Linked DNA regions of Homo sapiens: region 1 is linked to region 2. Evidence: chromatin contacts called from ENCODE Hi-C or POLR2A ChIA-PET data. All regions are on one chromosome and are shown on one strand. Each heading gives the region's core, a stretch centred on a gene start or an enhancer-like site at or near the end of the contact. The rest is flanking DNA. Distances are from core to core; before and after follow the strand shown. Region 1 overlaps CASC15 (cancer susceptibility 15). Region 2 overlaps CASC15 (cancer susceptibility 15).

What was found. A loop is a pair of places that touch in the nucleus more often than their neighbours do. ChIA-PET counts read pairs that join two places held with the same protein, here RNA polymerase II (POLR2A). Pooled maps may share reads with other maps.
Region 1: a loop to region 2 is called in a pooled map, with 3 times the contacts of the local background. The contact joins two enhancer-like sites. A Hi-C loop is called at or near these places in 7 of 50 pooled maps. POLR2A ChIA-PET finds 5 or more read pairs at or near these places in 2 of 52 experiments (AG04449 and GM12878).

The regions. Positions count from the first base shown.
Region 1 is chr6:22,061,866-22,067,280 of GRCh38, reverse strand. All of the region lies in intron 8 of CASC15 (cancer susceptibility 15), which reads right to left. Among named protein-coding and RNA genes, the nearest start is that of NBAT1, 83 kb to the left of the region's middle. Within about 2 kb of position 4,145, at least 3 of the 41 ENCODE cell types and tissues checked have a DNase peak (open chromatin) inside an H3K27ac peak, as active enhancers do.
Region 2 is chr6:21,845,558-21,850,576 of GRCh38, reverse strand. The region is part of intron 4 of CASC15 (cancer susceptibility 15); the gene reads right to left. Among named protein-coding and RNA genes, the nearest start is that of CASC15, 180 kb to the right of the region's middle. RefSeq lists enhancers at 3,311-3,440, 3,471-3,520. Within about 2 kb of position 3,741, at least 4 of the 41 ENCODE cell types and tissues checked have a DNase peak (open chromatin) inside an H3K27ac peak, as active enhancers do.

The DNA.
Region 1 (5,415 bases), core at 2,896-5,395, 220 kb before region 2:
TTTCTAAATACTGTACTTAATATATTGTTCCCTGTGAGAATATAAAGTGGAAGCGATCCAGCAAGTAAGAAAACAGGCTGCCTTCTGTGTGTGATTAGATTAGCCTGCCTAAAGACATGTTTTTCTCAATCTTGTTCTATTTACAAGTCTTTTTTTGTTTGTTTTTTAAAGGGCAAGTGATTTCTTGAATTATTGATTTTACTACTCAGGGCTTGTCTCAGGAAGAGCTAAATCTCTTTTTCCTCCCTTTATACTTCAAACTATCCCAAGGCAATTCGTTAAAGGCATCATGTCTGTTTTAACGAGAGGAAAGGATGGAGAGAAGAAGGGGGAAGTGAAAATGACAATTTTCCCACAAAATCATAGCAAAAGAGCAATAGAATAACCAATGGGCTAACTCTCCCGATTCAATGGACAATGGAAATAGAGCCAAATCCAAAGTTTAACTTCTTCCCTTCACCAATCAATAGGAAAGAAAGAACCAAGTTCAAGAATCCATAATCATCCCCGCAGACAGGCAGACAGAAGACAAAGACAAACACACAAACACACACAAGGAAAGCAACTGTGGCACATTGGCACTGACCCAAAACAAACCCTTCCTCTCAAGAACCTTTCTGTTTTTATAACTTATGAAAAACTTTTTCAGAGTTTTAAAACTCAAAAAAAATCTTCATTTTGGAGCCCTTGATGGTTCAGGCTGGAATTTTTTTTTTCTAATCTCACACCAGTATGAGAAGTCATGTTAAGAGGTCATTTGAAGGATTAAACTTCTAAGATCATTTTCATGAGAAAGAGACTGAACATCAGAAGACTGTCCTTTGGGTAGATTCTTAAGGGCTCAGAGAAGAATTTGAACTCCTCAATGAGCATCTCCACATCAGCCTGAATCCTAACCCTCTTTCAGTCAGACATCCCAAATCTAAACCTCCTATTTAAGGCCTCAGAGTCTCAACATTCCAAGTGAGTGGACACTAGAGTCATCACACTCAATCTCCCCATCCCTGCAAACCCTGTTCTAACTCCCCAAAGGACACCTGCAGAACATTAAACCAAGATTGAGTATCAAAGCCAAAACCTCACAAAATATGGAAAAGTCAGATTTTTCAAAGCACTTGCAAATAAGCTTTTTAATGTCCTTTAAAGTTTTCATTAATTATAACAAGTCTTCTCAATTTTTGCTTTTGACTTTCCAGACAATTCATGGTGTCAACTATCTACAGTACAGAAAAAGTTTCACACATTTAATATGTGAAACAGCATAAAGCAGATAAAACGCATATGTAAAAATACGAAGCAAAACGTCAGTCTGACATCATAATTTTTTTTTTTTTTGAGATGGAGTTTCACTCTTGTTACCCAGGCTAGAGTGCAACGGCACAATATTGGCTCACTGAAACCTCTGCCTCCCGGGTTCAAGCAGTTCTCCTGCCTCCGCCTCCCAAGTAGCTAGGATTACAGGCGCCCACCACCATACCCACCTAATTTTTATATTTTTAGTAGAGACAGCGTTTCACCATGTTGGTCAGGCTGGTCTCGAACTCCTAACCTCAGGTGATCCACCTGCCTCGGCCTCCCACAGTGCTGAGATTACAGGCATGAGCCACCATGCTGGGCCGTGACATCATAATTTTACATGCCCATATTACTTTCATATTCATATTATTGACTCTCTACTGGTAAAGCTACATTGATGCAGAATATCAAACAGAACAGATTCAGCAATTTTTCCTGTGAAAAGTACATAGCAATGTGACCAGAGTCTTGTCCAGTACCTGGCACATAGAGGCACACAAATATTTGTTGAACTAATTAATCAATCACTAGTCTTTAACACTTTCTGCTAAGACATCATCTAGGAAAAAAAAGAAGAAAAGAAAAGAAAGAAACCTCTTTCCCTTCCTCGTCTTCACAAATATCTCTAGGTAACTTACAAGTATACTCCCAATATGCTATTTCCATGTTTGCCATTTTCTGTATTTAATGTGCAGGTAATACACTTGAATATTAGAAAATTATAACAACAGGCAAAATAAAGCCATTTAATTATTCTCTAATCACACAGCTGTAACAACTTTTAGATTTATATAAATCTCACAAACTGCTTATAATATATCTGCACATACTGAATGCATGAAACACTGATTTGTTAGTTTTTTAAAAAAACAGGGTCTTAGAGAAATCTACACCACTGCTTAATGCCTCACTTGGTATTTTATTGCATATTTCTACTATAATTTATTTGACCACTGTAATATTATTTAGACATTTCTAGCAAAATGTATCAAAAATAAATAAGTTTGCGATCAAGCATTCTTATAGCTAAATTTTTTACACATTTGATCACAGTCTGAGAAAAAATTTGCCTAGAAGCTGAACTGCTGAAACTGTAAGAATATTTTGTGGCTTTTGATTTTACATATCGTGAAATCACCTTTAGAGAGTATACAAAAAATTTCCCCCAAAATGGCAGGTTTTTTTCCTTACCCATAGTAATACTGGTTTTTATCATTATTCTCCAACTGAGTCAGTTTAGTAGTTTAAAAATATGTCTTGTTTTACTTTACATTGCTTAAAGAAAGGGTGATTGTTTCACATATGTAAATGCAAATAATATGTATAACATTTTGAAGTGTCAGCTCAAAGTAGATACTCATAACCAATAGCAGGTATTAGCAGCCTTGAGAGACTGGCCACTTTTTACAAAGCACAATATATATTGAAGTCTTAGTATTAACTGCCTCTGTATTTTTAAAATTAAGATTGCTCAAAACTTTTGTGAAAATTTTCTAAAGCTCAATACATATCAAGATGGTTCGACTTAGGATGAGATATGCATTTTTTTACTAGCCCCTTCACCTTGTCAGCAGATATTTTTAAATGTCTAGATATTGACATTCTCTCTTTATCTCATGGCCCACTTGAGTTTTGCTTTAAATTGGTGCCTGTGTTGATGCATGCACACACATATTTACATATACATATATGTGTGTACACAAACGTCTACTCTACATATGCAAACTCCACCTCCTGGGTTCAAGCGATTCTCCTGCCTTAGCCTCCCGAGTAGCTGGGATTACAGGCGTGTGCCACCACACCCAGCTAATTTTTGTATTTTTAGTAGGGACAGAGTTTCCCCACATTGGCCAGGCTGGTCTCAAACTCCTGACCTCAGGTGATCCGCCTGCCTCAGCCTCCTAAAGTGCTGGGATTACAGGCGTGAGCCACCACGCCCAGCCTTGTGTGGTTTTTTAAAACCACTCCATACATACACATTTGATAGATATTGATAGATATGTATACACACATATGCATACATACAGAGATTCAAGACCTTACATTTTCCCCCTTAGGCTTAGCAAATCAATTAATACTAATGTTTTCTTGTTTACTATTTTATTTCATTTATTTATTTATTTCTGAGACAGGGTCTCGCTCTGTTGCCCAGGCTGGAGTGCAGTGGCGCAACCATGGCTCACTGCAGTTTCGACCTCCCAGGCTTAAGGGATCCTTCCACCTCTGCCTCCAAGTAGCTGGGAGAACAAGGGGACACCACCACACAAGGCAAATTAAAAAATAAAAAATTCTTTTAGAGATGGTGTCTTTTAGAGATGTTGCCCAGGCTGATCTTGAACTCCTGGGCTCAAACAATCTTCCTGCTTCGGCCTCTCAAAGAGCTGGTATTATAGACCTGAGCCACCACACCCGGCCTCTTGTTTACTGTTTTAAAGGAGTAATCCCAGGGGTGTTCTCACTGCAAAACACCACTGAAAGAAAATAAAACACTATTTCTCCTGGATTCTTCTCCTCACCATTAAACAAGTGAGTAAACAGCAAAGAAGCCTACTTCAGAACTACCTGACCTGCTCACCCCACTGAGCTGCCAAGAGCTGCACCCACTGTGTCCCACAAGCATGACAGGCTCGGCTCTGCAGGGAATGGGCACAGCCCCACACAGTCATCGCAACCGACATCTGTGGGCAAGACGCCGAGGTACACCTCAATCACGTGTGCCTGTCACAGAACGCTCGCTCACGCACCTGCTTCAACCGTGTGAGCTCAGCCTGTGGGTTTTCCTTGATTGATGTTGGTGTAACTGCTTCACGCTCTCCGTGGGTGAAGGGAAGTGGGCTCTGCTCAGAGCAGTTTGTGGTGCTTCACACTTCCACTTGACATTACACAAGGAATAGCAAGTTACAGAGGGAGGCACACGCCTGCAGGCTCTCCACACCCTCACTGACGGATGGAGAAGGCATCGAACCTTAAAATAAAACAACAATGAAATAGGGGCTTTGAAAACCAGGAAACAAGCAGGCGAAGGAAGCATCTGTCTCTTTCACTCTGAGCCAACCCCAGATGAGTCACACGCGTGTGCGCGCACACACACACACACCATGCCCACCAGAGGACCACTGATTTCACCACCTCTAGGCCTTCGTAGAGGCTTTTAATGTTTCTTGACTAAGCAAATTTGTTCTTTGCCCAAACTACCACAATATTCATGAAATCATTCAGACCTAGAAAAAAAGAGAAAAAATGACTATTTGAGCAAATTTCACAACTTTCAACAAGGTTCAATCTACCCTAAGAAAAGGTTTCAATAAATTGTGCCCATGTGTATAACTTTTCAACTTTTTAACATTCATTTCTTATTTTCAAAGTAAATATTCAAGTCAGCTAAGTTACAACACCTGATTTTGGATCTTTGGAACCCCACAACTGCCATGCAAGTTCCCAGGCGAATGATCTGAAAAAACTCCACGGTCTTCAATTGCTCCCACACTTGGCTCTCCTTTTTGTTGCCTCTACTCCTCTGCTATGAGATTCGAGGCAATAACTACAATTTTAGAAAAAGTAAGAAAGCCTGATTATAAGAAAAATCAAAGAAAATATCTGCATATGTTAGAAAAGCATATGCAAAAGGAAAAAAATCCAGTTGGATGCCAAAACTTGTGTGGTTTTTAAAATTTTTATTTATTTATTCATTTTTGAGACAGAGCCTCACTCTGTTGCCCAGGCTGGAGGGCAGTGGCACCATCTCAGCTCACTGCAAAGTCCACCTCCTGGGTTCAAGCGATTCTCCCGCCTTAACCTCCCGAGTAGCTGGGATCACAGGTGTGTGCCACCACACCCAGCTAATTTTTGTATTTTTAGTAGGGACAGGGTTTCCCCACATTGGCCAGGCTGGTCTCAAACTCCTGACCTCAGGTGATCTGCCTGCCTCAGCCTCCTAAAGTGCTGGGATTACAGGCGTGAGCCACCGCGCCCAGCCTTGTGTGGTTTTTTAAAACCACTCCATACATCCCATTGGTGGACCCAGAGAAGTTCTAGCAAAAACCTAATTGTTGCTTTCATTTGAACTATGTGAAACTGTCTTTTTTTAACCCTTGAAATACTGACAATTTCAAGGGATTC
Region 2 (5,019 bases), core at 2,492-4,991:
GCTGCAGAGATGAGAATAATCTTTGGAAGTTAAGTTGCCCATCCTCAGAGGGCTTGTATTCTGTTTAGAGACAAAACCCAACGTGCCTCTCCCTGTCCACAGCTCCTTTAAGCCTGAGGGCAACCCCCCCAGTTTCTTTTACACTCCAGAGTGGTAAGGCTAACATCCTAAAAGCATCTCATCTTATCTTTCTGGGGGGAACAGGGTTGATTATACAATTGACCCTTAAACAATGTGGGGGTAGGCCAGGCACGGTGACTCACACCTATAATCCCAGCACTTCGAGAGGCGGAGGCAGGTGGATCGCCTGAGGTCAGAAGTTCCAGACCAGCCTGGCCAACATGGCAAAACCTTGTCTCTACTAAAAATACAAAAATTAGCCAGGCGTGGTGGTGGGCGCCTGTAATCCCAGCTACTCAGGAGGCTGAGGCAAGAGAATCGTTTGAACCCGGGAGGCAGAGGTTGCAGTGAACCGAGACTGCACCATTGCACTCCAGCCTGGGTGACAAGAGCAAAACTCTGTCTCAAAAACAAACAAAAAACAATGTGGGGGTGAGAGGCACTGACCACCTTGCACAGTCAAAAACCCACATATAACTGTGACTCCCCAAAAACTTAACTACTGTTGACCAGAAGCCTTGCCAATAAAATAGTCGATGCACTCATATTTTGTATCTCATATGTATTATAGACTGTATTCTTACAATAAAGCTAGAGAAAAGAAAATCATAAGGAAGAAAAAGTATATTTACTACTCTTTAAGTGAAAGGGCATCATTATAAAGGTCTTCATCCTTGGAGACTGAAACTTAGAAATCTTCACATTGAGTAGGCAGAGAAGGTGGAAGAGGAGGAAGTGGTCTTGCTTTCTCAGGGATGGCAGAGGAGGAAGAAAATCTGCCTATAAGTGGGCCTTTGCCATTCAACCGCATGTTGTTCAAGGTCAACCATACTATGAACTCCAGATACCTTAGTCTTGCAAACGAAGGCACTGGCCACAGGCTCAGCTCTCACCTCCAATCATCCTTTGCCTTCTTCACCATTCTGCAAACACACCTTGTTCTTTCTTCCTTCCTTGTCTTTGCCCTTTTTTTTTTTTTTCTATCTTCCTAATCTCCCCTCTGGCCTTCGTACTCCTAGAAAAACCCTACCCACCCTTCAGAACACCAGTTTAAAGATCACCTCAAAGGCTTCTACGAACCTGTTATTCCTCCCTCCTCTACGTTCCTCTACTAATGATACTCAGAGGGCCACAATACACTGAGCAAGTGGAGCTGTCATTCTGCTCAAGATAAATCTGTCTGTGGGCCTGTCAGCAGAAGTGAGTTTTGTTTTGTATACTTCCATCACAAAATGTGATACAATGTGTTGTGCTCAAAAAAATGTTTGCGGAATCCATTTAAAAACAAACCCCCAAAATGGTATCTTTCCTTTGCTCTGTGCTGGCAAAGCCTGGCCACCTCCTTGGTTCATGCCCTCGACCTCCACATCCCCTTCTCATCCCCGGCATTTCTGATCTGTGGACAAAGGCTGGGCATTAAGAGATTTCGGAGTCTAGGCCAGGAAATTGATGTTGTGTTTGTTTTTATTTTTGTCTTTTGGGGTTTTTCGGTTGTTTATTTGCTTTTTAGAGTCAAAGTCTCGTTCACTGCAGCCTCAAACTTCTGGGCTCAAGTGATCCTCCCACCTCAGCCTCCCGAATAGCTAGGATTACAGGTGCACATCACCACATTTAGCTAACTTGTTTTTTAATTTTTTTGCAGAGAGGGGGTCATGCTATGTTGCCCAGGCTGGTCTTGAACGCCTGGCCTCAAGCATCCTCCTATCTTGACCTCCAGAAGTGCTGGGATTACAAGCATAAGCCACTGCACCAGCTTTTTTTTTTTTTTTTTTTTTTTTTTTTTGAGACAGGGTCTCGCTGTGTCACCCAGGCTGGAGTGCAGTGGCTCAATCAAAGCTCACCGCAGCCTCTACGTCCCTGAGCTCAAGCAATCCTCCCACCTCAGCCTCCCAAGTAGCTGGGACTACAGGTGCACACCACCATGACTAACTAATTTTTGTATTTCCTGTTGGGACAGGGTTTTGCCATGTTGCCCAGCCTGGTCTTGAACTTCTCAGCTCAAGCAATCCGCCCACCTCAGCCTCCCAGAATGCTGGGATTACAAGCATGAGCCACTGCACCCAGCCTATTTTTGTTTTTAAGAGCTCATAAGCTGACTCTGATGATCAGCCAAATTTAGAAACCACTGGACTTTGCATACTTTCCATTTTCATTAGTTCTAGGAGTCCACCCCATCGGTTCCTGCTTCCAGATCTCTGCCCATTTCATGATGGGTATTTACTTCTAGGATAAGCCTACAGCTTCCTGACTCACCATGTTACTTTCTGATTAAGTAATGAGAGATGTGAATTCTTCCTTCATTTATTTTATTTGTTCAACAACAAGTATTTATGTAGCTTCTTTCAACAGCTAGTGATACTTGGCTTCATATAAGATTACCCACTAACAATTTGATCTTGAACTCTTTCCTCAAAGGAAGATTTTTTAAAGCATAGAGCAATTATGTATGATTCCAATTCAGGACAAAGTAGGCGGTAACTTACATTTTTAGCTCTTAAGTGGGTGCTCACGGCCATATGTAGCTCCTGAGTGTGGAGATTACATCCCAAATATAGAACAAGGCTCATCTATACAGTATAATTGTGGAATTCTAAGTCTCAGTCTCCAAGCCACAGAAACGAGGGAGCTATTCAGAGAAGTGGATTCCTTCAAGCAAATATTCTATACTTTCCCCCAATCACCATTTTTTTCAATAAATCAGGTTGCAGCTGAGAAGATGCCAGGCTCATATATTCTCCCTTCAAATTTATGTATTTGATACTTTCTATTCGGTTTTTTTGGAGGTTTCCTCAACCCAGAAAGGGTGGCTGCTGATCATCTCTTCCTGAACTATTGTTACACTTGCCCAAGTACCCAAGCCCTTGCGTGTGACACACTTGTGCACCTGGAATCTCAATTAGTTCCAAGCAATATAAATAGAAAAAGTGGCCACTGGTAATGGATATAAAATGAAGTGGCAGAAGGGCACTTTTCAAGGCAGTGAAAATACAGCTTTGACAATGGACACAGGGAGTCGTAACACCCGGCAGGCTCTCATTTGGTCTGCACAGAGGAAAGCGTGGTGTGTAAACTCCAGACGTATCTAATGCAGAGCACTTGTTCAGAAGCCCTAGTGCAACATCCGGCTTTTGTTCATGTCCATAGGCGTCTCTTAGAAAAAAAGAACCCAAAGCACATAGAGAGGAAGCTGCTAAAACACTGACTTCTAATTAGATCACTAACATCACTGGAGGAAAAGGAAAATGGATCTGTCTACTGTTTCCTTAAAATCCGCTACTGCTTTATCTAAAAGCTATAAATGACAAACATCCTAAATAGCGTACTGTACTTGGGTTCAAAAGTTCAGCAGTATCTGGAGAAGTGGTAGCACCCTCCCCGAGGAAGGACCAACCTGGGGGCTACAGAAGGGTTATTGAACCTGGCTCCTCCCACTCAGACCATCTGCAAAAGCTTAGGTCTTTGCAGCCATTCTGACCTTCAGGCCTAGAGTCGTTACTCAAACTGCACCTGCCCGGGATTGGGTTTCCTGCTAGTGAATGATTGTTTCTTTCCTTTAGTCTGCAAACAGCTGTCACGTGATCAAGTGGCAGGCAGAATGGAGGGAGCTGGCCCCTTGCAAAAGGGCTGAGTGGGACACCAACTTGGGTGATTCATCTCCTTCAAAAACCTGTTCCTGAAATGCTTTTGTATGTTTATATTGCTTCTTGTTTCAGCTCATAGATAATTAAAGCCTGTCAGAGATGGGGCTCTAACCTGGAAAATATACTATCTCTATACTCATTAGGGCTCATAAGGATGAATGGGGCTCATTGTCTTTCCCTTTTCCCTTTGACCCCAGTGATTCCTAAATCTATGGTTTATAACCTTGCAAAAAAATGAGGGTAACCTTGAAAAGGAATGCACTGTCTCCCTGTAACAAGAGATTACAGTTGCATGCCAGAATCAGTTATACCTGCTTGCTAGACATTTTGCTAATCCAAATAATATGTCCACAGCATGCGTAAAATAACCTTGGACATTTTGACAGTAATGGAATAAAATCTTAGAGGCATTTTCACTCAATAAACATCTTGTGGGGGAGGGGGGATTTACATAACATTTGTACATGTTATTAGGAGATTCTACCCAAGAGGACACTGGCATGCAAGGAAGTGAATTGTTATAGTTACTCACAAGCAAAGTTAAATATTACAAGAAAAGGGAAGGTTATTCTAGCCAAACTTTCTGACAATAAAGAATCACGGCTTTCCCTCAAAAGGACAGTTCTATATTTAATTTAAAGAAAACACACAGAGCTATATCTATCCAAAATGCTTCCCAATGATTAATCGAAACAGTATTCCTTCTTGGATGAGAGTGAAGCAGTAGGAATGGAGAACTGTCAAATCTTCCAGACCTCTAGGCATCCAAAATCAATGCAGAGGTTAGAGTGTTGCTTGGCAGTGGCTTTCCTCCCGAGAATTTCACTCCTGCATATCAAGAATGCTATTGGATTTTTCACACACACACACACACACACCTTGGACATGCCACAAGTGTATTCCTCCTGCTGAAACACAATTATAAGGCTAACAGATCAGATGAGCATGCATTAAGTGGAAAAGCAGGCAGGTTTAAATTGGACTGCAGAGTTATCACAGGTAGAGAAACAAAATTAGTTTATAAGAAAATAAAAAAGAAAGCACTCCTTATTACTCACCCACATCCCTCACCTTCCCCTGTGCCAGCGTTGGCCCTGGGCTTACTAGGATGTTTAAAGGCCGACAAGAAGAAATCCTCATCTACAGCCTTAGCACTTAATGTGGGTAAATGTCAACTGTTGGTACCCAGGTGTTGAATAGCGTCTGCCTTTACTTTTAAGCAATAAGACAAGATAGGCTGAATACTTGTGGGTGACTA